Regions from separate parts of the Mus musculus genome. Here region 1 is linked to region 2. Evidence: chromatin loops called from intact Hi-C (ENCODE). Cell type or tissue: heart. All regions are shown on one strand. Links, peaks and the distances in the headings refer to the core of each region. The heading gives the core; the rest is flanking DNA. Region 1 overlaps Zbtb16 (zinc finger and BTB domain containing 16). Region 2 overlaps Zbtb16 (zinc finger and BTB domain containing 16).

The links. A loop is a pair of places that touch in the nucleus more often than their neighbours do. Peaks named below come from ENCODE experiments on the same cell type or tissue, not always from the same donor. Only the 100,000 strongest peaks of a DNase experiment are listed, where the experiment ranks them.
Region 1: it touches region 2 in a loop (5-fold over the local background); 5 of 42 quality-filtered maps call a loop at or near these places.

The regions. Positions count from the first base shown.
Region 1 is chr9:48,780,381-48,795,824 of GRCm38, reverse strand. All of the region lies in intron 2 of Zbtb16 (zinc finger and BTB domain containing 16), which reads left to right. Among named protein-coding and RNA genes, the nearest start is that of Zbtb16, 48 kb to the left of the region's middle. In heart, for the core only: no CTCF peak of the experiment used is centred there; DNase peaks (open chromatin) are centred at 7,614, 8,804, 10,654 and 12,354; H3K27me3 peaks cover 560 bases.
Region 2 is chr9:48,728,544-48,743,987 of GRCm38, reverse strand. Zbtb16 (zinc finger and BTB domain containing 16) reads left to right here. Exons shown (of 7, transcript NM_001364543.1): 3 at 427-524. Among named protein-coding and RNA genes, the nearest start is that of Gm32280, 66 kb to the right of the region's middle. In heart, for the core only: CTCF peaks have their summits at 3,577 and 7,840; DNase peaks (open chromatin) are centred at 3,627, 5,877, 6,307, 7,467 and 10 weaker places; H3K4me3 peaks cover 666 bases; H3K27ac peaks cover 1,150 bases.

The DNA of each region.
Region 1 (15,444 bases), core at 4,412-12,411, 51 kb before region 2:
AACCTTGAAGCCATTGAGAGCCTTCTCCCGTATGGTGGGAAGCAGGCATGAGAGTGGAGATGGTGTGGAGTCCAGGCTCAGCTTACAAGATAGGGAGAGGGGAATGAGACATGCTCAGCGAGTACTTACTGCCAGACAGACATCGCCTCAACAGTCTGCTGACTCACATTCTCTTAAAAAGAAAAGAAAGAAAAGAAAAGAGGAAAAGAAAAGACAAACATTTCTCTTTAGCATGTTTTGCTTGGGAGGATTAAAGAAGCATGGGTGGCTGCTTTTTTCAATTGGGCCAAAGAGGCTCAACCTGCAAGAGAGTTTTGGCGACCACATGTTACAGCCAGGGCTGCCTTTCTTCTCTTCTCTTTCTCTGAACCTTCCAGAGAGCCCAGGCCCCTATCTCTTAGGGGATTAACTCCTTGTGGCTCAGGGTCCTTGATCCTCCCCCACCGGCATCAGTATCTAACCCTCTCTGCAAACAGGATGTTTTCTCGGCCTCTTATCAGATGGCACGGGGAGATGCGTGGCCAAGATAGAGGTAACGATTAACTCATCCTAAATTCCTTTCACGAGCTGAGGCCCCAGACCGACTTAACCACTGAGCAGAGGGAGGCCTTGACAGGAGCAAACCAGATTGGGCCCTTTTCTCTGAAGGAGGTGTAGGGGGCTGGCTGTGGGGTTGCTTACTCCTGCAGCACCCCCACCCACCCCTACCCTCAGCCCCGCCCATGGGTTCCCAGCTCAGAAATCAAAGAGAAATTGACAAGCCACTCTTTACTGAGTGGGGGCTAAATAATTGAATTTGTGGGTTAACCACTCAGGTTTCTTTATTTTTCTCACTCCTTGTGTCTTCTTAGAGTAGCACTAGGACTAAGGGGTCCAGTTTGTGCTTGTTTCTGGAGAGGCAGGAGGAATGGGTAGGAATCCATTTAGGCAGCTGTGTGGTCACTTTCTAAAGAGCAGCCTTTTGGATTGCAGAGTAGTTTAGATTTTGTTGGTTTCATCCCAGTTGTGCCTGTGTAGAAAACTTGAGACTAACTCTATTCTGTTTGCAGTTAAATGTTTCAGCTCGGGAGGCTGACAAGACAGAATCGGAACAGGGAGTGGTCTAGCAGAGTTTTACAAGTAGACACCAAGCAAGTGTGAGCCTGCAGACACAGGCTGCTAGGCTGGGAGGGACCCAGATACCTGGGGAAGCATGTCAGCCCTTATGTCTGGCCCCCTTCATTTGAGCAGTTCTTACAGGTTCCAGGCCAGGCTGTGTCTACCTTGCTTGCCACTCCCCAAAGAAAGAAAGTAGTTCAGAGATGCTGGTCCTTGGCACTGGACTCTGTGCAGACCCCTTCTATTTAGTGACCACTGGCCAGCACACCTTTTAGTTATGTCTGAAGCCACAGAGAAAGGCATGTCTCTTATCATCTGGACTTCAGACCAATCTAACCATGTGGAATGACAAGATGAAGTCCATCTAGGCACCAGAGAGTTTCTCATTGCAGGTTCCCTTGAGATCAAGGCTGGTTACCCCCCTGAAGCTGTACTTCCCGTCTGGTCTGTTATTTGCAGAGCCAGGTCCTAATTCTAACCCAGATCTTAGCCATCTACCCACACGGAAAAGAAACATTTGCAAAGAAGTTAGACCTCTTGGTGAATTTGGCACCTGTAAGGTGAACACAGCGGTATGGGTAGAAAGCCATTTGAGTCAGTCAACCTTAGTTTAATCTTGTTATCTGAATGTATTTCAGGTTTTTATAAACATGTGAGCTAAGGCTGGCCAGTCAGCCCAAAACTCTTGAGTTAATTCTCTGGGGTTGAAACCTTGGGTGGGGCTGTACCTTGGGTGGAGGCTTTTTTTTTTTTTTTTTAAAGAGGTGTGGGATATCTATGTAGGTTTCAATTAAGGCCTAGATCTGGCTTGTCTCTGGGTTTCTTGTTTGTTTATAAACTGTGCTTCGGTGAGGTTTTTTTCCACTTCCCCTCCCTTACCATCTCTCTTCCTTCTCTTATCCTAACAGTCTCAATACTTCTCCAACTGTCACCCGGGGTGCTGTAAAAGAGGCATTTGGACAGCAGTTCTGCAGGGATTCTTGTCTTTTCTCAGAGTTAACACAAAGGGATTGGGGGTAGCCCCATCACCAGGGGGGAGACGGTTTTTCTTCATTTAGCTTTTAATTGCTTTCTTTCACTTTTATGTATAAAAGATTGTCCATTTAATTAACTCAAGAATGCAATTTCAAAACCACTAATGCTTTACACATGATAGCTTTTAAAATAAAAGTAGCATTCTAATATTGCATAATGTTTTTCTCTCCTAACACATCTCCCTGCGCCACCCTCCACCCCGCCCGCCTGTATTAACCTTTTAACAGTGCAGGATTTTAGAAGAAAAGGCTGTTTCTCTTCTTGATGGGGGGTATCTCTGATTCCACTGTCTTCATTAAAAGAAAAAGATAACTACATTTTGTATTATTATTATTTTTCTGTGCGTGCATGTGGGTAGGCGCACACGCCATTTGTCACCATGAGGGTCTGAGGATCAAAAACCTCAGGTTGTCAGGCTTGGCGGCAGGTGCCTTTGCCTGCTAAGCCATCTCATCTTGGCTGACTCTCCTCTTTCCTGATGGAAAAGAGATCGGGTTCCTTCTTATCTCTCCTTACTCCCTTATCGCTTTAAAAAATGTTGTGAATGTCTCAAGCCCTTGGCATTTTTTAAAAACCATTTTTGATTAATGTTTGGTCCTTGTCCTTGCTAGTCTTGCCTGCGGCCTCTTCCTCTTCCTCCTTTCCTTCCTCCTCTTTCACTTTCCTCCTCGTCTTCCTTTTTCTTCTCCCTGCCTCCTTTTAAGGCAAGATCTTACTCTAGGTCCAGTCTAGCTTGGAACCATTATAGACAAGAGCCTGCCAACCTTCCTTTCCCGAATCCACCCCCAGTGCCCCAGTCCTCGGATAACAGGTGGGTGCCACCGTGCCTACCTCGTCTAAGATCTTATAGCTTGCTCATGGAGCCCAGCCCAGTCCTTCTACCTCTGACCTCCCTCAATGGTTGTGTCTTACAGCCAGACTTGGGAAGGGCCAGGGTACAGAGGGAGTGGAATCTTGGTCTTCTTGCAGGGATCCCGGGTGCTGAGGACACCACCTTGCTTTGCTTTGCTTTTTTAAAATGAGAGATAAGCCCATGGAGTCCCTGACAGGTCAGTGACTTAGGCCAAGTTGTGCTCCCCAACTTCCAGGGTTCAGGTGGGAATCCCATGACATAAGCGCTAGCTGGAGCACCTGGGGCTCAGCATTCCACTTGCCTGCAGCAGCTGCTGCTTATTTCTGAGGATGCCAAGAAAACAACATTTTAAACCTAAGGACACACGATGAAACCTTTCAAATCCAGGGCTGTTGTAACTCTTGTCGTCTTCTGTCCCTCTAGGAGGGGACAGTTGTTGCTGTGGGTGGGATCCACCTTACAAGGAGCCCTGTTCTCCTGTGGTGACTTTTCTCTAAAGTGCATGGCATTTTCCAGCCAACCAGTGTGGTCGCCATGCTGTATTTTCTCAAGAACGATTGAGCAGCTAGTAGACGTGACTAAACCGTTCCTTTCTTTCACTGCGGCCGGTATCTGGCCAGTGCTTTCCCTGTGCTGGGTGATACAGATGGCCTTGGGAGACTCCTGTGCTTTGGATCTTGTACCGTGATGGCAAAAAGGGACCCGGAACAAATGTTTTCTGACGAGGATCGGGACTATGGTTGGGTCTGTGGGGGTAGCTAATGACAGCCTACCCGTAGAGCATGTTTTTGTTGCTATTCAGGTTGTTGCTGTCCCCTGCTTATAGAGGGCGGATTTTCAGATTAACCTGGTATGGATTCGATGAGAGATTTGAGAGTCGTGGTTTCCCCTGAAGCCTGTCCTCCTCAGAATGAGATCTCCATCTCCTCTCACCTTTGTTTTTACAGCTCTTGCTGCTTTTTCCTTAGCAAACAGTCACTGTAGAAAGGGGGGAATGTTGCTTGTTTTCTGTGAGCCAAAAGGCTGGCGGGAACCCTGTGTCTTGGTCATTCATCAGTTCCCAGCTTTAACTCACTGAGCTATTTAAACTTGGGTGTGTAAGGTAGCAGCTCCGAATGGGCTTTTTGGTGCCAGCTTTAGCTCTGGAACCCCAGGTTCTGACAGAGGAGACACAGAGCAACTGAATGTACAAAACCTTCCCTGCCATTAGAAAGCTGAGTCTTGTGCCTTGGGAATTAGAATACACCATCTCCAGCCTCTTAGGTCCTTTTTCTTTAAACAAACAAACAAACAAACAAACAAACAAACAAACAAACAAACAGCCCAGTGTGCACATGTGAAATAACGTCTCTGACTGCTATGGTGGCCACAGCATCTGAATTTTATGGACTTAATGACCCTACACTTACCAGCAGGTCTGTGTATTGCTCTCTGCCTCTTGATTTTGGAGGGAGTTCACTTTAATATTATGGTGAAACTTGGTGCTCCTCCTGAGATACATGAGCCATTAGGAAATTGCCAGCGGCGTTTGATGAAGGGTCATGGAAGAAGTGGCTCCTTTCTTCCTTAGATCTGGAGAGGCGGCCACCCAGGGCCTCCAAACTATGGGATCAGACACGTGGCTTCATTCAGGTCTCCAGGATAGGCTTCAGCATCCTTTGTGACAGATGAGAAACTTCATTTCTACTGATGAGAAGTTCAAAGTGGTTGGATATTTAGCTTACGCTTTGAAGCTGGTAGCTAGAATTGAGACTTGGGGTTTTTTGATTGCTTAGTCTATCCGTGTAATGCATGCTTGTATTCTCCCTTGGTATTGAGATGGGCAGACTAGTCCAGGGCAGGGCCACCTTTATCATCAGACCGTGGTTCTTCTTTCCCCGAGTTGGTAGCAGTGGGGTGCAGACTAGATACAGCTTGCTTGCCACTAAGTAGCGGCCTCAGGCATCCTTTTTTAGAGAGCTCTGTTAATCCGAATTTTAAACTTTCAGAAACGTTCAGAATGAGTTGGAGTTCATTAAGAACACATTTTAAGGTAGACTCGCGCACGGAGAGTAATAGCAAGAGGAACTGGGGGAAAGAGTGGGACAGACCCAGCTTCTCAAGAGTCGCACTTCCGTGATTTAGCAGTAGCTGTGCATGCAGCTTGGCCCTCTTCTGAAGTTACATTGTTTTTAAGGACCACTCCCCTGGCTTTTCTGAATGAGACTATAGGAGGGTCTCTGAGGTACACTGGTTAAGATTACGGCTGTCAGGGTGAAACCATCGTCACAGAGCTGTGTGTGAAGGAGCTAAGACATGCCTTTTACTGTGAGTGAAGTCCCTAGTCTTGTTTGTCATGGTCCCAGAGAACGATAGCTTACAGCTGGGCATGGATAAAGCCCTTACTTGATCCCTGGGCCTGAAGCACGTTTATTACTATTTCAAAATTTGCATTTGGACTATCACTATATAAAAATAATACTGGGAGCTGGAGAGATGGCCCAGCAGTTGAAAACACTCGCCGTTCTTGCAGACGACAGCAGTTCGGTTCTCAGCACCTACATTGGGTAGTTCACAACGGCCTATGACTCCATCTCCAAGGAATCTGGATCTGGCACCCTCGGGTGGTGTACACACACACACACACACACACACACACACACACCCCGGTTGGGGGAGAGCTCCCAACACATATACATAAATAGTTAAGAGTTTAGGGAGATGGCTCAGTGGTTAATAGCACTTGCTGCTCTTACAGAGAACCCAAGTTCAGTTTCCAGCATCTACATGATGGCTCACAACTGTCTGAAACCCCAATTCCAGAGAATTTGACATCTCCTGGCTTTCAAGGGCACTAGATGCGCTCATGGTGCATATGCATATAGATATACAGACAAAACAGTCACACACATAAAAGTAAATAGGTATATCCCTAAAAATAATTAAAAGAATGTTCTTTTAGGTAAGCAACCTTCCCAGCAAATTGTGTTAACTGTGCTCGGATTCTTGACTCTTAACTAGACTCTGAAGGGGGAGGTTCCTTGCCTTTCAGAAGTCCCCGTATCTCTTGTTCTTTGTATCCCTTTTCAGTTTGCTTCATCGGTGGGCCTGTCCCACTACGGCTGAGGGAAGAGGGCAGACATATCATGCTAACCCACGTTCAGCTTAACTTAGCTAAACCCTGCACTTTAAGAGGTGGCTCGGGCAAAGGAAGTAGGAGAGATTGAGCACTCCCTCATCTTTGGCATGTCTCTTTTCTTCTCCAGTAAGGTTCCTCGGTCCTGTCGGTAGCTCCCCATCTAAGTGTGACAACTATCCAAGGAACGTTGTTTCTTGGCTCACGGGTTTCTTTTGCCCTGTGGAAAATGGCTTTCTAGAGTCGTGGCTGGCTTGTGGTGAGGTCAGACTGTTGTGCCTTGAGGTATAACACCATCGACTTAGCCAGGTCTTTGGTTAGGGAGGCTATGTCTGTCTCTTTCTCTGGCATTTCAGACTCTCTGACCCAGCCCGTCCCTCATGACTAGCGAGACCCTCGTTTGGAGACACTTGGGACTTGAGGGTGATGGAATTGCCTGAGGCCAGGGTTGGGGCGCACAGGGACACCCAGATGTTTGCATAGTTTCTCCATTGCCCTGGTTAGGAATGTATTTCCTCAGGATGGGTTTTAGCCTTGAAGTGAGCCGAAGATAAACATGGAGACTGTTTCACATCCGAATATCATGGGGAGAGTTTGAGAGAAAGGCTTAGGAGTGGGCGGGAAGGTGGGGGGAGAGAAAGGGCAGAGTAGGGGAAGAGGGAAGCCCAAGGAGTGGCTTCTGAGACACAGCAGTCCAGGGCCTGTGGCTTCCACTGCTTTCAGCAGAAAATAGGCTTCATAGAGATGACTCGGCGTGCGTTGGACTGATTCTCTCTGGGAGTGGCACCCAGGCAGTGTCATGTGTTGGGGTAAAATATGGAAATCCTGGTTTAGTTGGCTGAGTGATTAGAATCTTTAGGGAAACTGATGAGTCTTTTAAAAAGCCCGTGTGTGTGTGTGTGTGTGTGTGTGAGAGAGAGAGAGAGAGAGAGAGAGAGACAGAGACAGAGACAGAGACAGAGAGAGACACAGAGAGAGAGACACAGAGAGAGAGTGACAGAGAGAGAGACAGAGAGACAGAGAGAGACAGAGAGAGAGAGAGACAGAGAGAGAGAACATGTGCTTGTCATACACAAATACTTCAGAAAAGCACACACTCAGGGACTTCCAAGTCCTTCAGCTTTATCTCCTCATAAGAAACACTTTTGAAAAAATGATCATTTGGGGGAGATGGGCTCTCAGAAATCAGGGGCAGAGTAAGTGTGGGGGGATTGTGGAGGGTATGTGTGAGTGCTGTGGAGGTACTTTGGGCTCTTTGTTGGGGACCCCCAATGCCATAGAAAACCAGTCTCTCGTTCTGGCTGGCTTTTCTTCCGTTTTCCTTTTCCTCTGGGAAGGGCTTATGCTTCCTCCGTGATTCTGAGCTACAGGGTGGTCTAGAAAATGTTCACACGGGACAACCTACATGCACACCCCAAAACATGAAGGGCTTCCATGGTTTTCATTCCACCCGGATGTCATCTTCTCTTCCTAGGGACTCAGGGAGCACTCTGGAGCTGGCAGAGCCCAGGGCAGTAGACTTTCAGGGCTTTTGTCAGCTCATATGAAAGAATGTGTGGAGATGCCAAGGCTGCTGGGTTGATTTCACCGACACAGACTCTAAGCAAAGAGATGGGCATCAGGGAGAGGCCGTGGGCGTGGGAAGGGGCCGCAGCCTTCCTGTTTTCTCTCCTGATACCTTCAGATCTTGATGCTCCAGTGTGCCAAGGAGAGGAGAGATGTAAACAATTCCAATTGCCTCCAGGATGCAACATCTAATCTAAACATGATTAAGCTGATTTGATTTTATAGATTGGAATTTCTAAGTGATAGAAACGGATGAGGTTAATGTGAAATATTTACTTAATAAAAAGCCTCATTACCTGGTGCTGAAGGGTACAGGGATGGAGATTCTGGGTAACGCGTTTGATCTTTTGGAAATGAAGTTAGATGCAAGTTTTCTTGGTAAAAACTGAATTCTGTGATCTTGTTTTTACACATGCTGTGCTTAAATATTAACACCAATTGAGCAAATTGCCTTTTAACTGCCTTTATTTGCTTTCATTAACAGTATAATTTAAAAGCTCAAGAATTTGCATGGAACCTGTTGTGCATGTTGGGGGGGGAACTATTCATAAATTAATTAATTGTGAGAACATTATCTTTTAAGGAAGGTCACCAGACACTAGGCCAGTCTTTGAAAAGCAGTGACGTGTGTTTTATTAGTTTTTGGAGACATCATGTACTTTTGGCTTAGAGGGGGAGGAGGGAGGGGGGAAGAAGGGAGAGAGGGAGGGAGAAAGAGATGTGGGGGGGGACACTTGGCTGGATCAAGAAAAATTTTAATGACTGGGCATGTTTTAAGTTAAGTTGACTGAACCTAATTACACTGTAGTTTTAGAGAGCTAAAGGCAATATCATTGGTATTTAAGCACCAGTTTGAAAATGAAAGCCAACCTCTATAATTGGCTGAGTTCCCTAAACTCTCTATCTCTGTCTCCCCTCTCAACCCTCTTCCTGTCCTTTCCTCACTCCTAGACCAATGGGAAGAGGGAGACCCTGCCAGCACTGCCCATCATCATGGCATGGTCCTCCATCGGGGACAGCTCATGGGACTGTTCTTGCACGAAAGCACTGTAAATATCTTGAGATCTGCCCGGCCCCCTGACCTCAGTTGCTTCCTTCTGGACAGATGTTCCTGTGGTTGAGAACCTTGGCCAAAACAAACGCTATGAATGGGATGAGGAGACCACTGTGTCCTAGGGAGGCCAGGAGCCCTGCCTCAAGGTCCTCTGGGGGTTATTTGACACATGCTGTTCTGACACCCCTGTTTGGACAACACGTCCCTGTTTCACCCTCCCTTCACATGTGGCCTTTCTCCTGTCTTCTCTTGGTGCTGTTGGCGGTTTTCCTAATTAACTTAATCTGTAGTCTACCTTTTCTGGGTCTGCAGATGCCAGCATGCTGAATTTATTTATTTTGAGTGTTTTTGTTGGCTACTGCGAAGACACATTTTTCCTCCCTTCCCCCCTCCCCCAGAGCCCTTAGACCCTCTTTGAGAAAGAATCCCTTGTTTTCATCTGTCAGATGTGTTATTTTTAGGGGAAAGAGATGAAAATATTTTAAATAGTATATATTTTAAAAGCCATATAAAAGTTAAGGAATACAGGGGGGAAAAATGGGTAAAACAGACCCGCCTTTCTCCCTTCTTTCCTTCTTCTTTTCCTTTCCTTTCCTTTCCTTTCCTTTCCTTTCCTTTCCTTTCCTTTCCTTTCCTTTCCTTTCCTTTCCTTTCCTTTCCTTTCCTTTCCTTTCCTTTCCTTTCCTTTCCTTTCCTTTCCTTTCCTTTCCTTTCCTTTCCTTTCCTTTCCTTCTTTCCTTTCCTTTCCTTTCCTTTCCTTTCCTTTCCTTTCCCCTTCCTTCCTTCCTTCCTTCCTTCCTTCCTTCCTTCCTTCCTTCCTTTCTTCCTTCTTCCCTTCCTTCCTTTTGTTATGTTCTGTGTTTTTTTTGTTTTGTTTTGTTTTGTTTTGTTTTGTTTTGTTTTTTAAAGGGAATTGCCATGTAGTCTAGGCTGACCCTGAGCCCACAGAAGTCCTTCTGCTTAAGTTTTCAGAGTGCCAGGATTACAAACTTGAGTCTCCATGCCTGCTGTTTAGGTATGAGTCTGTCACCTGCCCAGTGCATAGGAAAGTATTTTCCTGGTCTGTTACTTTACAGTTTTGATTCTGGGTCATTTTATATAACAATCTTACTCATTTAACGCAAAAAGTGTCACAATGAGGTTTGTAGAATGGGTAATATAAAGCCCATGATGATCACAGTTTAGAATTAGAATCTGGGAAGAATATTTGGATGAGAGGAAGAGAAGGATGAAAACAGGAGGAGGGAGTGTGTGTATGTGTGTGTGAAAGAGAGAGCAAGCATGTATCTGAACCATGTGTGGGTGAGAGAGAGAGAGAGAGAGCATGTGTGCATGTGGTGATATGATGTCAAAAGGTTGTTTTCTCCCATAAAGGCTGTCCTTTTTTGAGGACCCCTGGCTAGAATTTAGCTTGCATCTGAAGAGTGTGGGTTTCCATATTCTGAGACCCGTTCTTGAGCTGCAGGTCTAGAAAGCCACTCCCTCCCAGCCTTGGGGCCTTGCTGAATTGCTGTCTCTAAAATGTTTCTGAGGGTACCTCCTGCTTTATGCCAACAATACATCTGTGAATCTAACCCTCCTCCTTTGAAGGCTACTTGCCATCTCTTTTCTTTGGGCTCTCCAGCTGTCTCTGCCAGCCATATTTCTTACCCAGTTGGTTCTCCACTATCTCTATCAGCTAGCTGTAAGTCACTAAGATACCAGTAAGATCAACTCATCCATCCTTCTCTCCTGCTCTCTCTTCTTCCGAAGCCAACACTGCAGGTATTGGGCCCTGAGTTAGGTTTAGATATTGGCTTGGAAACCAGCTGGAGTTGTGGGAAGGAGGAAAGGATGAGTGCCAAGCGAGAGAGGATGCTAGAGTGGTGAGTGTTGTGCTCAGTCCCTATGCTTGACCCCATCATTACGATCATTTTACAGAGGTGAGCTCACCAGTTCCTCTCCCATATCTGCCTGCACTTTGCCTAGAGTTCGGTCATGTGGACAGGAGAGTCAGTCTTCACTCTTCGAGGCTTTTGTTTGGTTTGGATCTTGTTCAGGAACAAAGAAACAATAAAATACAGACATTCTGCAAACGATCCTTCTGGGTTATCTTGTCACTCCGTTTTGCCTGCCCATTTTGTCCTTCCTCTGATCTTGGCACAGTTATTCCCAGAGTTGACTCTATGGCAAGTGTTAAGGTAGCTATGTTGGCTAGATAGATATCCAATTTGTCTTGAGCTGAAGCTTGCCTTCTGTTCTTCTGTTCGCATGTACATCCATCCATTCACTCATCTAGTCAGTCATTAACAAAACGTCACACAATTAATAGTAGCCAGATTAAACATGTTTTATACATGTTTTTACGTGTATGTGTGTGGATGTCTATCATGTGTACGTATGAGTGTGGGAGCACGTGGACCGTCACACGTGTGGATGCCATGGTAGGCAGGCAGCAGTCAGAGGGCAGCCTGTGGAAGTCTAGCATGAGTTCTGGGGATTGAATCAGGTCATCAAGTTTTGGTGACAAGCACCTTTGTCCACTGAGGCATCTGCCTGTTCCTCTTTACTTTGCAGATAGAGTTTTGTGTAGTCCAGGATGGCCTCACTATGTATCCAAGGCTAGCCTTGAGTTCTTAATTCCTTCTTCTACCTCCCAAGAGCTGGGATTACAGAGGTGTGTGCCACCATACCCATCCAGCTAATACTATTTCTGTCACCATAGTATGTGTTCAGAAAATAAATCAAATTCTATTCTTTTTACAAGTAGGTAAATTTAAAATTACCTGGCTGTAGTAGTGTCTCTGATACCTCTTTACCTCAAGGTAAGGGGCGATGCGTGAGTGCTTTTTGAAAGACAGAACAGTGGATGAAGACTGGAAGTTGTATTTTCCCAGCCAGGAGAATAACAGGTTCAAAGCTGGTGTGGGCTACTGAGTGAGTTCTAAGCCAGCCTTGTGTACTTGTGAGGCCTGACTCTAAACCAAAACTACAGAGGTAGAAATGTTGTTTTGGATCACAGGGCATGAGAGGGAAACCATCTGGTCGGCTAGAGACTGGGAGCTTCTGTCTACACAGATAATTGTTCTTGATTTTTAAATTAAAAAGTTATTTGTTCACCAGGCAGTGGTGGTGCACGCCTTTAATCCCAGCACTTGGGAGGCAGAGGCAGGTGGATTTCTGAGTTCGAGGCCAGCCTGGTCTACAGAGTGAGTTCCAGGACAGCCAAAGCTATACAGAGAAATCCTGTCTCAAAACAAAACAAAAACAAACAAACAAACAAAAAACAAAAAGCCCCCCAACCCCACAAAAAAGTTATTTGTTTATTTATTTATCTATAGATGTGACTTCATTCTTAGCCCAGGCTGGCTTCAGGACTCGGGGCTCATCTGCCTTGGTTGCCCAGGTGCTGGGATTCCAGACTTGAGACACCCACACCTAGTTTGAGCTTAGTTTCTAGACCTGTTGGTTGTCTGGTTATTTTTTTTAATTTCTTGTAATTCACTTAGATGGTGGGTCGTGCCTTGGCAGTGGGGTTGGCTGTGGCTTTGTGGTGGGTGGAAGCCCGTGCTGATGGCAGCCACAGAGTTTCTGAGTTTGTTTCAGTTCTTATCGGAATCCCTTCCAGGAACAGAACATACTTTCCACTGCATGGGGCAGAGGTTGGAGTGGAAGTCACTGTGTCCCTGGAATGTTCCAGGCCAGAGCTCTCTTTTTCTGTGGATGTCTGTGTGCAGACAGGACAGGCTCTCAGTGCCCAGAAACACTGCATCCAGGGGCAGCCCTTTCCTTTCGCATCCCCTTTCTTTTGTTTGGTGGGAGGGAGGAAAGCAGGTTGTGTGGGAAGAAAGTTTGTGTTTTTCACACCCCTTTGATTCCTCTCCCCCACCACCTGAACTCTGAAGCCTTTATCTCCATCCCTGGGAAAACCCCTCTAGTGAATGAAACCATTACTTCTATACACAGAAGGGAGGGAAGAGAGTAGTCGGGACTGTGTGCAGGTCCTCAAACAGTTAAAGTGTTTGGGGTCTGTTGCCTCTCTAGAGGTCAAAGGTGAGACAGACTTTTTGTTGGCGGCCACCCCCCCCCCCTTTTAAAACTCCTTTTCCTTGTTATCTCAACTTCCAAATGTCAGCTTTGATGTCTATTGTTGGAACTTCAAGAGGACTCTTAGCACATCGGCAGGTGTTGGTTTTAGTGAGCGGGCGGAGAGTTCCACATTCTTGGGGGCAAAGAGATGGATCCCAGCACATTCCTACCCCAAGAGCAAAGCTCCCGTTGCCGCGCCCCTCCCAGGGTGTACTTGCAGAAGACCTCTGGTCCTGATAGGTCTGGATAGTAGGTGGCACTGGGTTCCTTCTTGCTCTCCAGGCCTGTCCAAAGGGATCTGTCTTCAAGCTGTGGAGCAGCTGAAGGGAGGTCGTCTAACAACCACGTATTAAGATTTCATTAATCAAAGACACTTCCATGGCTCTTTTACAGAAACACAACTACTTTGGCTGTCCTCTGCTGACAGCCCGATAATTTGTCTTTCCCCGAAGAGGGGAGGGGAGAGGGACAGGGACAGAGAAGCATACAGGGGTCCTGCTCACAGAAAAGGCTCCCCATGCCAATTCTTGGCATGCACACGTGGGTTCATAGTTGAGTTTAGCGATCTGCACTCCAGACTCACAGATACAGTCAAAGCAGTGGGCAGCCAGCCACATCCCCTTGCCCCACGGCCCACATGGTAAGCCATCACTCCAAGTCTAATACTCCACACACAATAGATGGGCTGGCTTTGCCTTAGTGCAAGGAAGTGCTTACCCCTGAATCCCAGCTCCACGATATGCTGATATTGGGATGACCATATAGATGTGTGTGTGTGTGTGTGTGTGTGTGTGTGTGTGTGTAATGGAGGGTCGGGGCCAGGGGAGGGGTGATGGGAACAGTGGGACCTACAAGCTACTGATTTGGTTGTTTTTGTTGTTGTTGTTTGTTTGTTTGTTTGTTTTTTGAGACAGGGTTTCTCTGTATATCCCTGGCTGTCCTGGAACTCACTCTGTAGACCAGGCTGGCCTCGAACTAAAAAATCCACCTGCCTCTGCCTCCCAAGTGCTGGGATTAAAGGTGTGTGTCACCACCGCCCGGCGGGAGCTACTGATTTGAAATGTACAGTCTTCCCGTTCTACTTTACAGAGCGGTTCACATACATGGAGGCATCTGACCTTCTGTAACTCTTGGTCCTGGATATGGCTATATGTACATTTAATTACCTCCCAGTGTCTCCAGAGTAGGTGATAGAACACTGCATATGCTGCTGCTGCTCCCACCATCACCCCCCCTTTAAGGTCTCTGAAAGAGAGAGTAGCTTTGAACTCATTTTGTTGAACTCATCAGATATTTTCCAAATACCCACTAGATACATTTGACTTTGTCGAGAGACCTGCAGGTGAGGGAGGTATAAGTTGTTTCTTAGCTCTTTGGGGGCTAGAACCATTACACAATTAGCCACCATAAAAGATGCAATTTAGCGAAGTCAGTGGGGGCTGCAGGAAGGACAAGACCCTTTCCATCTGGCTGAAGTGCCCAGCGAGCATTTATTTAGTCCTGCCTGTGTACCAGTAGAGATCTGAAAATCTAAAAACTTGGTTCTTGTCTCCAAGAACTTAATTATGTAGCAGAGAGAGTAGCCATGGAAGTGTAGAAGAGACACGGGTGGTATAATCCAGGGGGAAATGAAGAAAGAATGATGTATGGTGGAGGCAGAATGGAAATAGCATTGTGTGTTTGAGGAGGGGCTGTGGACAAGTGTACTGGGATGATACCTAAGCAGGGTTCTCAAGGACAGATGGGAGAAACTGATCACCCAGGAGGGAGGACGTTCTAGAAGAGACAGCATGTGCAAAGGCCCTGAGGGGGACAGAGAACTGAACTCTGGTGTGTTCACTGTGGCTCCAGAGGTGGAGTGAGGCAGAGAGCAGGGGATGGAGGTGATGCTGAGCTTGCCTGGACGTCTTTCGTGCCCAGCAGAGAGGCTTGCACTTTCCTTTATATGTTTGGAGAAGGCGTTGAAACAGTTTTATCAAGGAAGTGAAATAGGAGAAAGAGTGTCCTAGTTGGGACGGCTCTGAGAGCTGACTTGAGGATGAGGATGTGGGGCCATAGGGGCATCGCTGGGAAGCCGGTTGAGCAGTTCGGGTGAGCCAAATGATGGCAGTGGCAAAGGAGATAGGGAGAGGACAATGGAGAATGGGTCAGAGGGTTGGCAGGTACAGGGAGGTCGTAGAGAGTGGACAGAGAGACTTAGAAGCTGTTTGCTTGTAAGTCTGTAGGGAGATAAGGTTGTAGATGTTCTGGGTAGGAAGACACTGGGACATGGTATTTAAGGACATCTTAGAAAAAGCGTACATGAGGGCCTGTATACTTACAACAGGTCTTGAGGGAGAGGTGTGTGTGTGTGTGTGTGTGTGTGTGTGTGTGTGTGTGTGTCTGTGTGTGGTATGTCTTTCTGTCTCTGTCTGTGTGTGTGTTGTGTCTATTCGTATGTGGGTGGTGTGTGTTTTTATGGTACGGATCTTTTAGTGGGGTATGTATCTGTGTGTGGCATGTGTGTCTGTCTCTGTGTGTGGTGTGTATGTGTGTTTGTCTCTGTATGTGTAGTCTGTGTGTGTGTGTGTGTGTGTGTGTGTGTATGTGTTTGTCTCTGTATGTGTGGTCTCTGTGTGTGTGTGTTTGTCTGTCTCTCTCTGTGTCTCTGTCTGT
Region 2 (15,444 bases), core at 3,419-11,418:
AGTTTGACAGTGAACCCTCGGTCTGTCTGTCTGTCTGCGTGCCCCATATGCTGAAACCTTTCTTCTGAACTCAGATCTGATTTCCGAGTCTGAGTACCAGTGTTAAAGCAATGAGGGGTGTTCTAGAAACATGATTAGGAATGGATACAGCAATCCATGGGTACTGTATCCAGCAGTCCATGGGCACAGGACATATGGGGATTGTCCCAGAATCAGGAATGGGATGAGACTCTTTCCAGTACCACCCCTTACCACCACCTCCTGTTCCCCCTGGAGATTACTCTGAAAGCCTGTAGGCGTGTGTGTGTGTGTGTGTGTGTGTGTGTGTGTGTGTGTGTGTGTGTGTGTGTGTGTGTGTGTGTTTAGGAGGGTGAGCCTTCTGTCCAGTCAGAGCAGTGACAACCTGTCTTCTCCTTTCCCCTACAGGAAACTGCACAGTGGGATGAAAACATACGGGTGTGAACTCTGCGGAAAACGGTTCCTGGACAGTTTGCGACTGAGAATGCATTTACTGGCTCATTCAGGTAGGCAAGGTCTCCTTCAGTGGGCCCCCTCCTGCCGTTTTCACCCTTAACTCAGAGCTGGCCCTGGTCTAGTTGTCTTCACTGCCAACCAGGGCTTTGGTCCACTGTGTCCCTTGGATCTTCCTTCCAGTTCCATGTTGCAGAAGAGCCACCCTGAGAGGGTGCCCATCAGAGGAACATAGCTGTATGCTTTCCCCTGGGGTTCCCAGGCCATCACTGGAACCCATGCCCTGTGCGATCTACCTCCTAAAGTAGACTGCAGTTTCATTAGCAGAAACAGTTGTGGAATTAGGTTCTCGCTGTCTAATGAATCTGACTATTGGGTTCACATTATACAAGAGCCTTTAATTAAATAGATATAGAAAGGTTGGAACTCAAAGCTAGTTATAGCGAGCTGTCTTTTGCAAGTTAATTTTATCCAATTCTAGTGGGGTTGAGTATACGGTTGCCAGTTATTTTGCTCATGTTCGGGCAAAGCTGTTCTGCCCCAGAGCTGGGTAAAGAGGGGAGAAGCCCTTGACACCCTTTGTGCCTGATGTTCTGGGTACTGGGAAGGATCCTGCAGACTTGGCTAAAGCAGGGGCAGTTATTGGTAGTCACCTACATAAAGAGAGCAAGACCAAAGAAGATGGGCCGCTTCTCCCCTAACATACGAGTGCAAAGATTAAAGGCGAAGCTACTATAGGGAGAAGGTTATGACCTGACAGGGAAGTCACTGGTGCCACAGAAGGCAGGCTGCACCCTCAGCTTAATCACCTTAGCATGTGATTCCAATCCCCACTCGTGACACTAATTTGACACTGACTGTCTGACTGTGGACAAATTCAGCCGTCCGTCTCTGATTGTCAGTGCAGATGAGGTGTTGCCCTCACATCGAGGTGGTTTTTCTGCTTTGAGAATTGGATGAAATAGTACTACACGTCTCCATAGAAAGTTCCCTGGCCTGCATGCAGTAGGTGATTCACAGGTATTGATAGGATGGCTTCTACCTAGACTTCCTTCCGTGTTGCCTACCTCTGAAACTGTCACCCCGGGGCATGCCTTATCATCTTATCCTGGATGCTTCCAGCCTGGTGGGTTGTCTGTGGATGATGGTGTAAGTTCTCATCGGCAGCTCTGTGGTACCCCACTGAAACTTAGCTGTGTGGCTCACGCGGCTTCATTCACACAGTGGTTACCGAGTGCTTTGGTTCTGTTTGTCTTCTACCTGCATGGCAGAAACCTTCTCCCACCTTTCCAGGTTTTTCCAGGCTCTTTTTCAAAAACAAGACCACCTCAGCCACTCCCCACTTTCAGTCAGAGGTAATCATGCTCTCCTCTGGCACCCATTTCTGTAGCTGATGCTTTGAGCACAATCCTTCTTCTGTGTCGCTGTTTTCTCTGGGCTTGCCTTATCTCCCCTCTTGAGAAGCAGGATAATGGAGTGCGGGGAAACTTGGGCACCTACTTCCTAATGAGGCAGCTTGGCCTTTCGGAGCCTCAGCATCCTTGTCTGTAAAGCAGGAACGGTTAACTCAAACCCTGAGAGCTTAGCTTGTAAGGCTCACACAACCTTTTTGCCCCTATGCCCTCGGTGTGGTGGGTACTTGGTAAGTATTAACCGACAGCAAACTGCTAGGGCACAGGATCAGGCCGACGTTACATCTATCATTGCTTGGCATCAGCAAATGCTTAGATGAGCTAATGAGTGCAGCCTAGGTAGGCATTTGATGAGCACCTCGAAGACTCTACGGTCCTGTCTGGCCTCACCTGCAGCAGAAATCCTTTCATGGCCGAGGGGCTTCATGGAAAGGGGACACCCTAGACCCACTCTTCCAGGCAATGGAAGCAGACGTGACTTGGCCACCAGCTCTGTTGTGAACCCGTGTCTACATACAGTATTGGGGAGTGTGGCTAAGAGGTGCTGAGAGCTACTGAGCTCTTTCTTTTAGGTGGGTTTGGTGTCCCTACTTCTGACAAGATAGTGACTTCTCATCACTTTGCTGCAAGCTGGCTCGTCCCGAGGGGGTGTCCACTTTGGTCCCATCTAAGTCACCACTTGAGGGTCTCATGGTCTTTATGCTTCTCCAGCCTCAGGAAGTGGGCTGTGTTTTCTTAGTTTTCCATTATATGTTTGGTCCCTCTGAAACCCATCTGCCAATGCCCTTGTGAGGGAGGGGTTGGTGATGAGTTACCATTTTGTTTTAATTCACCCCGGCACACAGCTACACAGCTCATAGCCTGCAGAGTCTGAGACTTTCTAGTCTGTTTTTTTCTTTTTCTTTTTTGTCCCATTGCCTTCAGTCACCTCACTCCTGCAGGATGTCTTGATGTCCGAGAAGCACCAAAAGCCAGGGAGGGTAGACCACTTCCTGACCTTTGCCCCCTGTAGAGACTTGAATCTGCTGCAGGTTAAGGTCTGGGTCTGAGGGGTTCCTGGTCTTCTAGCAACCACGACCCCCATAGCAGATAAGGGAACTCGGTTGCATTACAGGATATAATCTCAGCACTTGGGAAGTAGAAGCAAAGGGGTCAGGAATTCAAGGCCAGCTACAGCTACATGGCAAATTCAAGGCCAGCCTGGTTACTTAACACCCTGTCTTTAAAAAAGGGCAACTTTTGTCTGTCTGTATGTCTATCTGTCTGATTGATCTACCTACCTACCTACCTACCTACCTACCTACCTACCTACCTACCTACCTACCTACCTACCTATCAATCGTGATACCCTGGAACATACCATAGACAGCATAGTTTTTTTTTTTTTTTTTTTTTTTTTTTGCTTTCTCTGGTTTGAAGGCTTTGTGTTAGGAACTGACAGTGAGGCCCACCTCAGGATCTGTAGTGCAGACCCAGTTTATAGACGGTAAAGGGTTGGAGCTGGGAAGATGAATCACTGCCTAGAGCCTAGGGAGCCTGCTTTTGTCCTTCTCCTTTGTTTTTTAAGGACAGGCTGTGTGGAGACTTGAACTCCATCCTGGGCAGGGGTTCTGGGGGCTCCCTCAGTGTTTCCGCTGCGGCAGGCCGTCCTTGCCAGGCTCATCCTGGTTGTTCCTTCTGCTCCACCAGGCTGCATGTCTCTCCCTTCCTCCCTCTCTAGCTGGTGCTGGCCGCCCCACCCCCTCTTGGCTAGCACAGCCTGTGTTTGTTATTGTAGACCTGGCACTGAGCCAGGTCTGGCTGCGAGCCAGACTTGTGGGTACAGTATGTACAGTGTGTGCTCAGCCAAGTTTGTCATCGTACGCGATTATTTTTTTATATTTTTTTTTTTCTGATCTGGAAGGGGTGGGGTGAAAACAGGAGTTTTTGCGATGCCAGAGGAGAGAATGCACTGAATTCCATGATCTTATTTCTGTAAGGAAGGACTCGGGTCCGGCTTGCCTTACCTCTTCTGCATCTTTCCTTTTCCTCCTGTCCTCTTCCTCCTCCTCCTCACTTCCCTATCAGATGAAATCAGCCTGAAGGAGATCAACAAGGCAAGCTCTTATTTGCAGTGACTAGAATACTAAATTTACTCTCTTAAATCAGTTTTCATTGTGTTGAAATTGACAATTTGTTTAATTAGAAGTTTGCCCTGTAGGAGGCCCTTGTGAGAGGCTGCGATTTCTCCCCTCACGTCTCTCTTACTTTCTCCTTTTCAGTTGTGCTGGGTTTTAAGACCCTAAATGGTGGTAGTGAATGTTCACTTTAATTGAAGTTTCTTGCCCGATTTGAATGCTTTAACTACCCAAGTGTTTATGAGGTATACCTGATGATAACAGTATGTTTAAATTGACCACCATCAACATAACTCATTAACTAATGGCCAATCTGGTCCAAATCTGCCTTTTAGAGATGGTTTTGGGGATCACAAGGGCTTGAGGATTGGGGATATGGCTCGTAGAGGGAAGAGCAATGACTTCCACTCGAGTTTTTGCCAAATGGTAGGTATAGGGCTGTGGCAAGCAGCAGAAGAGTCCCAGCCCACTGTCCATGTCCAGAGATGACTCTAAAACCTCGTACACTGCCATGTTCCCATGGGAGTCATCCAGGAAGCATTGACAGGTCCCCATCTCTTTGCATTTGCTTTTTCAAAAGAGGTGATTTCCCGCTGGGATGTGAGGCTGGACAGACCACAGACCACAGGCTGTGACTCAGTGGGTTCTGAACCTGCCCTGTATAAACCTTCCCATTCGGCTTATATGAGCTTGCCACACCTTGGCTTGACAGACTGCCAGCTTATAAACACACTACAACTGCTTGCTCTGTTTTGGACACAGCTGTTTGGTTGGAGGGGTCTGGGTGTCTAGGTGGTCAGGCCCCATCCTGGGGGTATCGTTTGCTTTTGGACCGAGTGCATGCTTAATGTGCACTACTGGGTGAGGCTGTGTGCATTGAGCAGTGATGGATGCCGCAGCATCCTTCCCCTCGAGGAACTTGGTCTAGCAGGAGGCATCAGGTTAATTATAAAACAGTGGTGAAAGAGTAGTACCAAGTGTCAAGAAGGAAGGGTTGGAGAGCTTCAGATGATGCAGACCCTGCAGAGACGGTGCGGGCAGTGTTCCGGAGGGATCACAGAAAGCCAGACTGTGAGAATGGTGGGCATCACTTGGGGTGGGGTCTGTGGGCAGGGTGTGTGGAGGACAGAGGAAGGTATGCAGGGCCCAGGACAGAGGCATGAGAAAAGGGGAAGGGTAGAGTGATTTCTAACTCCCCAGCACTGGAAGACTGCATATTGAGACAGGAATGACCGAGAACAGTGCTTTTCCTTCAGAAGGGCTGCTGGGCTTTGGCTATCAATTGGCCTGGACTCTATGATATGGGGAGACCCTTCCAGAGTCACGATAGGTAGCTCATGATGGCCATGGCCATGGTGTGGGTACCCTGAGCTCCCCACACTAGAATAACACACTCTTTCCCTTGGCCTGGTGCTGTCAGCCATGCTGGTTGAGAGTCTACTCCTGTGACCAGGCTTGTCTCCACACTCAGAGTGTAGAAGAGGAACGAAGGCTTGGGCTGATGGCTTTTACAGTTTTCGTGGGAGCTTGGGGTAGCCTGAGCTTATTCTCTGAGGCCTGAGTCATTCAGGGATCAGGGGAAAGTGCTAGAAAAGTTGGGACCAGAAGCAAGATTGGTTTTCTTAGGCTGTTGTGATGGGGTGGAGTGGGGGATACAAGTTGGCAATGATGAGTGAGTTGACCTGCCCCTCCCTCCCTCTCCCTCCCTCCCTCCCTCCCTCCCTCCCTCCCTCCCTCCCTCCCTCCCTCCCTCCCTCCCCATCCATCACTTAGCTTTTGGCTTCAGGGTTCTTACAGACAGAGGAGGAAGGAAAGGAGGGCAGCTGGCAAGTCCCTGTGACTGCTAAATGAGGGGTCCCCACAGTGATCATCAGAAAGGCTGCCTTAAGAGTTCAAAGATGGCTTCTCAGGACCTGCAGCTCGGAATTGGCCAGGCACAGGAGAGTCCTAGTCTATAGGCACTCCATTCACCCTGCCTCCTCTCTGGAGGATACTAACTTTCCTTTTTGCTGTCAGGGTAAAATAAAAAAAAAAAAAAAAAAAAAAAAAAACGGGAGACCCTTGGATATATCCTCTCTGGGGCTCTTTAACTCTCTCCTGGGTCTTGAGAGGTCCCCACCCTCTGAACATTCCTTTTGACAGTGGGGTGTCTCGGAGGTCCACACACTGGGGTGGCAGAGAGGAACAAGCAGGGAAAGTGCTCCCCCTCCTCCTCCCTCTTGAACACACTCTTCGCTCTTCCTCTCCCTCCTCTGGATTTGGCCAGCTTCCTGAACTTTTTCCCAGAGTGGTGTCGTCACTGGCCTGCCGGCAGGTCTGGATGTTCTGCCAGCATTCCAGAGAGTTTATGATCGCTTGCAGATGCGTCTCCAAGAACACACTGTACCCAAAGCAGAAATTAATGCAGGCTTGACTGCGGTCCAAGCCCCTACACGGGAGAGAGGAGAAAGAAAACAAAAACTGTTTAATGCTGTTTATAAATTATACACTGGCTGATGAAAAATACATTTCTTTCCTGCCCCCTTCCACGCTGGCCCCTTCCCTGTGGCCCCCTCCTCATCCCCCCAACCCCGCCCCTTCTCCATTTTTGCCTCCAGAGCCTCAGCTGAGCGCAGGCGAATATGGTTTTGCTTTTTAGCTCCTGTTTTGGCTGGGATCCGAAACCCTGCCTCTGATTCCTAGCCTGAGTATTTTTTCCCCTTTACCTGATGAAATTCACTAATTTTTCCAGCCCACATGGGTTGTTTTGGGTTTTGTTGTTTGGGTGGGTAGTTTTTTTTTTTCTTTTGGCCTCGGGTTTTGTTTACAGCATGTGTCATATGCAATGGCGCAGGGTGTCAGGCTTACTCGTCCCTGGAGGATAAGTGCCCCCTCCCCACATCTTCCCACCTTAGAGTCACTCAGAGGTCCCAAAGCCTTCAAGGCTTCACCTCAGGCTAACTGAACTGAGAAAGTTGGGGACATTCTTCACAGGTCATTGTATTAAACAGTATTTTTCCACCAGTTCTCTTCCAGCCTTTCACCTCTAACCCATGTGAAGAAGGGGTTACATAGCCCCCAGTACACACATCTCTACTTACATCAGTGTAGCAGGACCGGAGAACTCATTCCTTTGACTCTTCTGGACCCCACCCAGCTTCATCCCACACCCTACAAGCCCCCTCCCATCCCAATTTATTCTATAAATTCGTTTCTACATTATGTCTATCCACTTACATGGCTTTTGTGTTTTTTAATACTGCTAATGTTTATCATTTGCCCAACAGGCTCGACAGATTTTGCTTCCTGTAGAGCATTGAGGCTTTAGAGCCCCCTCGTTGCTAAGTAGCAGTCTCTCTGTACTGTAATGGGCTGATTTTGTATTCTGTTCAGCGCTGTATCTTATTTTTGTATGCAAGACAAAGTGTTTTGATGGAGGACGATTGCAGCAGTGTCTGGAGGCTGTTTGGAGTTTTATGGGCTGTACAGTACACTGTGTGCTCTCCGAACAGAACACAGGCTGTTGAATTTTGGATTGGATTTGTCATCCCCCCCCCCAACACCCTCAGAGAGGAGCCTGTCAGATAGAACATGACTTCAAGGGTGGAAGAAAGAAAGTGGGAATTATGTAATATCTTCTTTCTGTCTCCCATTCATTCTCTCTCTCTCTCTCCCCCCTCTCCCTCCCTCCCCCTCTCTCTCTCTGTCTCTCTCTCTGTCTCTCTCTCTCTCTGTGTCTCTCTCTCTCTGTCTCTCTCTCTCTCTCTCTCTCTCTCTGTCTCTCTCTCATCTCTCTGTCCCCAAAGAAGGTGGCACACCCCTTCCCCATTGCAGCATGATTTTGCACAGCTAGGTGGTGACGTTTCTATTAGGAATGAACAGTGCCCTAGAGGAGAGGGTGGGACATCTGTCCGACTGCTGTTCATTTGGAATCTTTCTTTGCTTCTTTCCATCCTGCTTAGGTCCCGGGTGCCTTTACTAGCCTTTGATTTTTGTCTAAGGATGAGTAGCATCTCATGGGGAGCTGCAGGACAGGGCTGTTTTAGTGGGATGGACCTGAAAGCAATGAGGTTTACATATTCTCAGAGTCCTCATATCTTGGTTGGGTTTTCTGCATACGCTGCTGCCACCCACCCCTAACAGAAATGTGTTTCTGGGTGGACTCCCGTAGCCATCTTTTCCTCTAGCTTCTGCTCCCTAGTCCTTGAGCCAGGCAGGGCCAGGGTTGTTGGAGTCCAGGTCTGTGCCTGCCCTGCCACTGGGCCGCTGCTGTTCCTCCCCGTGCTCCACGCAGGGGTCGGGTCTCTGCCTCCCTCCCTCTGCAGGTGTTTATTTTGTCTCTCTCTGCTCCTGCTTCTCCCCCAATCTCCTTCCATCTCACTTCATCTCTTTGGCACCGTCCTGTGTCTATGTCAGCCACAGCCGCTGTTTGACACTGCTGCGTGTTTTCTGTCTTCTTTCCTGTGTCTTCATCTGTCTCTGTCACTGACTGCCTTAGCCTGCCTTCTCTCATCTGTCTGTTGGTCTGTCTGTCTCCTTTCTTACTACTCTCAGTGTTCCTGAGCTTAGAAGTTAGACATCAGTCAGAGTAGGGAAACTTAGGTCATTCTGGCCCAGGGGCCTGGTAAGGACACGTGACTGGAGAGAGCCTGAGGCACGTGTGCATGACCCTTCACATTGAAACGACAAGAGTGGGTCTGCTCAGCCATGACTTCGGTCCTTACACACTATTTTTTAAGTGGAGTTGGTAGACAGAAAAATGGGCTTAGGTCTGCGAGGTCCTTGTTGGACACTGTTTCTCAGGATCCCATCGCCAGAGCCCGTGTCGACACAGGTGTGCGCTGTCACCTACCAGCGCATGGAAGCCTCTAGCCGACCCTTGCTAATTCTCCTGTACTTGTGATCTGGGAAAGGGCTTGGCACACAGAAGGCTTGGGTTGGGATTTTTGAATCAGTGACTATCATATAACTAAAAGTAAGGTGTCTCAGTGGGTAAAGGTGCCTGCTACCAGCCTGGTGGCCTGAGCCCAATCCCTGGAACCCGTGTGAAGGTGGAGAGACTGGACCTTTTGCAGAAAATGTGTTGACTGTCTCTGTGCCTGAGAGAGGGGACCTGGAGGTGATAGAGATGCCTGTAGAGCTCTTAAGGTTTGCTCTGTGGAACTCAACAGATTCATTGGGCCCAGGCTAGGTTGGGGGTAACCTTGGACAGGTGTTTAGTTAAGAAGGTAGCTCCTTGTTGGAAAGTCTGGAGAAACAGCCAAAAATGAGGGGTAGAATCTTCACCAGACACCGAGCCCCAGCATGTGTCTGTGTGCACACAAGTATGAGGGGAAAAAAAGAGATGGAGACGAAGCATTTACATGAAATACTGAAAATTGTTTCTTTGCTGTAATGGGTCCACACAGGCCATTACCTTGAAGATTTAAAACCAAAATGAGCTCATGATATCTACTGACTGCCACGGACATCCATGCCTGATTGCAAAGCCCGCTTTACCTTTGAATTTCGGCTTCATTGTTGGTTGTTAATCTTTGGATGTTGGTGGCAACACACACACACACACACACACACACACACACACACTCCTTAGATTCCTACAGGAACAAGTTAATGGATGGATAGATAGGAGTGTTTCTCAACAAGACCCCAGTGAAGAACCTTTCCATTTTCAAAACGGCCTCTGACCTCTCAGGCCAGCTGAGCAGAGTTCCTCTGAGGAATCCAGAGAACAGAGGCCGAGACTCTGTGTTGACTTTGCGGGGAGGGGGGGGGGAGCGGAAGTTCGAATTTTTTTAATTTAATAATTTGGGTTTCCTATGAATGGTTCTGTGCAGTGTGCAGTAGTATGCATTTTCATAACTGTCTCTTCTACTTTGGATAAAAGGAAGGGAGGGGGAAATAACAGCAGCAGCGTTCTGTGGGCAAAGGAAGAAAACAAGAGAATGGGGCAGAGAACAGGCTAAATTTAAAATTGTAATTGGCTGACTTCCACTGGCTTGCGGGTGTTTTAATGACTCATAATAACTTCATTTAAAACCAGCTGAGCAGAAAATAGATTGGAGAGGAGCCTCGGGCCATTATGGATTTGTTTTTTTTGACAAGCTCGGTTTTCAGCAGCCAGGAAGGCTCTCAGAGAGGGCTCGGCTGTTTCTCTCTCTCTCTCTCTCTCTCTCTCATGACTGAGATTGTGTGCATGTGTATACACACACACACACACACACACACATATATATGTATATCAGAGATAGACAGTTTCTCTTTCTTTTTAACTCTTCCCCCTTCCCCCTTTCTAATTTTTTTAACTGATTAAAATAGATGCCTCGGGGTATTATTTTAGCATTTTAGAATCGCTGCTCCCACACCCACTTTTGATGTGGTAAACAGAACATAAATAAAATTGTTTTGGAGATGATTGAATTAATTAGGTAGTAAACAACTCCAAAGCATAAATTCCCTGGGCTGGTTTGTTCCCACCCTCATCCATATTTTCTCCAACCCCCTCCTCTCCCTCAGCCCCTCCTTCCACAGGACGAGACCCTCCCTTTGACTGGGCATGTCTCCTCTGCCACAGGGGTAGCTGTTTGGTGATTCACCTGCCCGGCACAAATTGATGAGATTATGATGGGACTGGGTCTGTCCAGGAAGTTTTAGGAATTGCCAGAAGAGGCTCTGACCCGCCTGTAGTTGTTTCTAAATAAAATCCTGTCCGTTTCCCATGCTAGGAACAGAGCCAGGACCAGAGACCTGCTCCCTACTTTTCCTGTCTTTTGAAAGTCAGCCTGCTCAGCCCCAGGGTGAGCCTGGCCAGACAGTGCAGGAGGCCTCTTCCATCTGATTGGTCTCAGTCCTCCTCCATCTGATTGCCCTCAGCCATCTGTTCTCCCAACCGCCCCCCACCCCCGTAACCTGTCACCTTCTTGGTTCAGGAGTGTTTTTTTTATTCACTTGCTCCTTTCATGTACTAGAACCTAGGTTTCTTGGGGACATGTGATTCATGTATTTCTGCGTTCGTCCATGCCACCTAGCCTAGGAACACCTGGCCTGTGTAAATGGGTGGAAGTGGGGCAGGAAGTGCAATGGAGGCTCTCCTTTGCTGCCTCCAGCCCTGGGAATCAGCCGTCTGGATCCGAAGAGGGAGGCAGAGACCGTAATAGTAGCCTATTTGCTTGCCTCACTACAGTCTAGCACACAGTAGGCAGTCAGTAAATCTTGCCTCTCTACAGCCTAGCACACAGTAGGCAATCAGTGAAAATCTACTGAATAAATGGCTGACTTTGGGCTGATGGTCCTGGATTGGGACACAGAGAAAGGCACATTTACTTGTGCCTGCTATGTTCCAGACATCGTGGAGTGCTGGTACTCTGACAGCTCTGACACTCAGGTGCTCCTTTGTAGATGAGGACACTGAGACTTACAGCATCCACTGCTGAGCCTGTCTGAGATCAGAAAGCTGGGGTGGGGGGTTGGCCAGGGCTGACTCCCACCTAGATCTCTCTACTGTTGATTGTCAGGATTCTTGCTTTTCCATCTGTTGGGCTCCTGGTGCCTTAAAGATTGGGGAGGTGAGACTGGAGAGCTGAGAGGAGGAAGGCCTAGTCTTTCGAGACTCTGAGGTAGGGAGCACCTTATTGGATGCTGCTCCATTTGGCCAGCCACCAGGAGCAGGTGTGGCCTATTAACCTTTCCTGCTGGGCCAGGGCAGCATGTGTCCGCTGGTTGCCTGACCTGGCCACTCTTTGGAGGGCTGGAGGAAGGTGGTTCTGGGCGCATCACTAGATGGTTCGTAGGTCAGACAGCATGCAGCTTCAACTTCATGGAGAGCTTGACAGTGGCATGCCCTTTCTCCTCTCCATCACCATGCCCCACTAGAGAGGAGGGAGAGAAAGACAGCTACCCGTGGTCTCATATCTTTTCTTGGGGAAGGCACCCTGGGGTTGGGAGTAAATGGCATAGTCACCATGTGCTGCCACTCTGAAAAGAAGGAGCGTGTGGCATACACCCAGCACGTGGAGTGTGACTTATCCCTGGCCTTTCAGACCTTGTCCAGTGGAGCTGTATCCTTTGACATGAGACTGTTTTGTCTACTGTAGAACAACCTTGGTGTCCCTCCAGGCACACACTGGGGGTGCTGGAACCTTCTCTGGAGGGGTAAAATCGTTACCTAGTGGTAACCAGGTTTAGAAGGTTGGCCAGCAGAGGAACTTGCCTGAAGTGCTATTCTGGAACCCACCTACATGTACATGTTTTAGAGAGAGGAGAGCAGCTATCACATGTATGAATTTGGCTGTTAGCAGCTGGACTGAATGGCCAGTGTGTGCAAACCCAGGCAGGGCAGATGAGAGTTAGTGCTACTGTCCTGACCTGCCTTCTGCTAGTGAGCCAGCTGAAAGGATCACATGAGCCTGGGAAGGGAAGGGTGTTCACTGGCCCCACAAGGGAAACAAATGGCTGCTATGGGAGTTTGGAGCTATGAGACTGTCCCTTGGATGGGGTTGGTAGGGGGAGTAGTCCAGAAGAGGGTGGGCAGTATTTAAATGGAGGAAGAGCATCCTCTGGCAGCCGTGTCCAGGAGGAGCTCAGCCGTGAGGAAAGGGGCTATCTTCATTTTCCATGGTGAAGAGAGCAAGAACATCTTTGAGCTAGAACCAGCTAGGCAGGCAGCACCTCTGCACTTCTGCCTCTGGTGTCCACAGTGAACATCAAAGGTTTATAACTCACCTGAGGGTCCTCCAGTATAGTGGTCCTCCTTAGTGGCCAGTCGAGAAGCACTCCAGTGAAAAAGAAGACTGCCTGGTGTGGGTAGGTGGGGACCTGGCATCCAGCACCTCAGCACTTGGAAGACAGAGGCAAGGGGATTGAGAATTACAGGCCAGCTTTGCATTAGAAGACTGAGGACTGGGAGTTCGCTTAGTAGTAAGAGTACTTACTCAGCGTGCACAAGGAGCTATGGGCAATCTCAAGCAAACCAAGAGAGGGAGAGATAGGTAGATATGAGAGAGGGGGAGAGGGGTCCTGCAAGCTTCAGCCTGTGAATACAGTGCATACAGCATTGCCCTTGGGTGAACTGAAACTACTAGGTTACCCTAAGGACAAATAGAGGATCTATGAGGCCTTCTCCCAGGTGAACGTCACCCCAAATCCCAGACCATCTCTTTAGGTCACATGGTAAATGCCCTTATGTGTGTGTGTGTATCAGTAAGACTGGGCTGGCTCCCTCGGGATGAAGGCAGCACCAAGGGCTTCTCTAAGGACTTGGCTGAGTCCGGGATCCAGTATGGTACACGTGCCTCTTCTAGACTCAGCCCCTTTATCCTGGCCCCTAGTAGTTGGCACACTCCTTTCTCTTTCCCCTAGCCAAGCCCATTTGGAACAGAAGTCTTTCACTTGCCAGAGAAAAAGAAAAAAAAATCCAAGTTCTATACTTTTCATTAGGTAGTTGGGATAAAAAGCCTTCTGGGGTAGGCGGATTAAACCTCGTAGCTCTCTTGCTGGCTATTAGAAACTAATTGAGCACCTAGCGCTCGCTCGTTGGCACTGAGTTCTGCTGGCGTAATTATGCAAGGCCACAGTCATTTCAGTAACAAGGTAACTCCAGGTAAAGAGAGAAGGATGCCCTGAAACTTTCAGATTTTTCCAGAGTCTTCCTCAGTTGCTTTCCTTAAATGAGCCTGGGACAGACAAAGCCCGGATATGAGACTTTTGGGGTAAGCTGTTGTCTTGGGTGACGACTCACCCCAGCCTGAGTTCTTCCATGGAAACGGCCCAGGATGTGTGGTAGAGCCCTGCTGTGAGCTCCTTTGGTCTTGATTGAGGTTGGGGACCTGGAGTCACACGCCTTGGAGTAGAGGATGCAGAGAAGCCTCTTCTGCTTGGTAGACAGACGAGCCGGCAGTAAAGGGGCTGAATTAGAGAGACAATAGACCCCCAGGGCAGCGCCTTCCACAGGCATGGAGGGCAGGGCCAGACACGAGCCCTGTAATAAGGTAGATGGTTACTTTGTGTCTATCTGGACATTTGTCCAGTGTAGATGGGTAAGGTGTTAGTCTAGAAGACTAGAAACAGCTGGGCATTTAACGATGCCTGAAGGTTTCTATACCGTAGGCTTATTGATGGTGATACTTTCTCTGCCAGGACGACATCTTTCCATTGAATCCTGCCTCTCTCCAGAGTCAGGAGCTGTGAGTAGGGCCCGCTTCCCTCGGGGCTTGGGCTCAGTAAGTGCCAATTGGACCTTGACTATGTTTTGGAAGGAGCCCTAGGGCATGGCCATGATCCTGTCCTCTGGGTGGCCCTGCCTGGCCTCTGGCCTGCCACCCATCAGCATTGAATCATGTTCCTAGGAGAACAGCATGTAACTAGGCTTCCCAATATAGCCCCTGCCTGCAAGGTGACAGGAAGTCATTGTCACTTCGGGCACTCCATCTTCTGACACCACATGGCTGGCCTGGCTGTCTCCCTTCACTTCTCAGTCCTGCACAGCCATGAATTCTGCTCTGGGGGGCCTCTGTAAAGCTGGGTTTTCTTTTAGTTTTTAAGTGAGCCATTTCCCCAGTGCTGTTTTCAAGCCTCTGCCTTGAGTCTCCGGCCTGGACTGAATTGTTCCCACCGTCTCCGCAATTATAAGTTTGTCACAGTCAGAGGCTGGCTGAATGGAGGCAGAAATGTGGTGTTTGGTTAAATTGTAAAATTAGCTACGAAAGTTAATGGAGCATTTCTGCCTCTGCCTTTCAAAAGGCAGGAGTCTTAGGAAGGTGCTTCAGGTACCTTGCCTGAGAAGGAAAAGGGGTGGGGGTGGGGTCCAGCCCCGCATGGTGGCACATGCTTAGAAGTTGAGACAGAAGGATTATCATGAGTTTGAAGCTGGCTTAGACTGCATAATGAGTTTCAGGCTTACCAGGATTGTCGTAACAACAAATAGAGAAAGAAAGAGGGGCAGGAGCTTTTGGCTCACCATACCTTCATAAGACCTGCTTTCCTGTCCATAGTTCATGTCCATTTTATGGATGGAGCCATGCTCGTTCCTTGTCTCAGCTTTCCGAGCTACCACCTCTCCAGCTCCCAAGTTCACGTGGTACCGCTTGCCCACTTGCAAATGCTGACCCTCATGCTCTGGAAGTCACAGTCTCAGAGGTGCGTGCGGAAGCGCTGCCAACAGTCTATTTTCTGCACGCACCAAATTCGCAGGTCCTCTAATTACACCAAACAAACCGCTCTGTTTTCAAGCAGCAATTCGATGTCATTTTAGTTGTCAGGAGCACTTTAATAACGCTATGGGCTTCACCCTGGACATAGTCCCCCCCCCACACACACCCCTTGAACCTTTTGTATAGTGTGAACCAGAAACTGCCAGTCATGTTTTCCCCCAGTTGGGGAGATGAACATTAATTGTGACAGGCAATATTTTTGTTTTGAGAAGTGTGGCGCCTTGAGCCTTCAGAATTTTGAGCCCGAAGCCGGCAGTG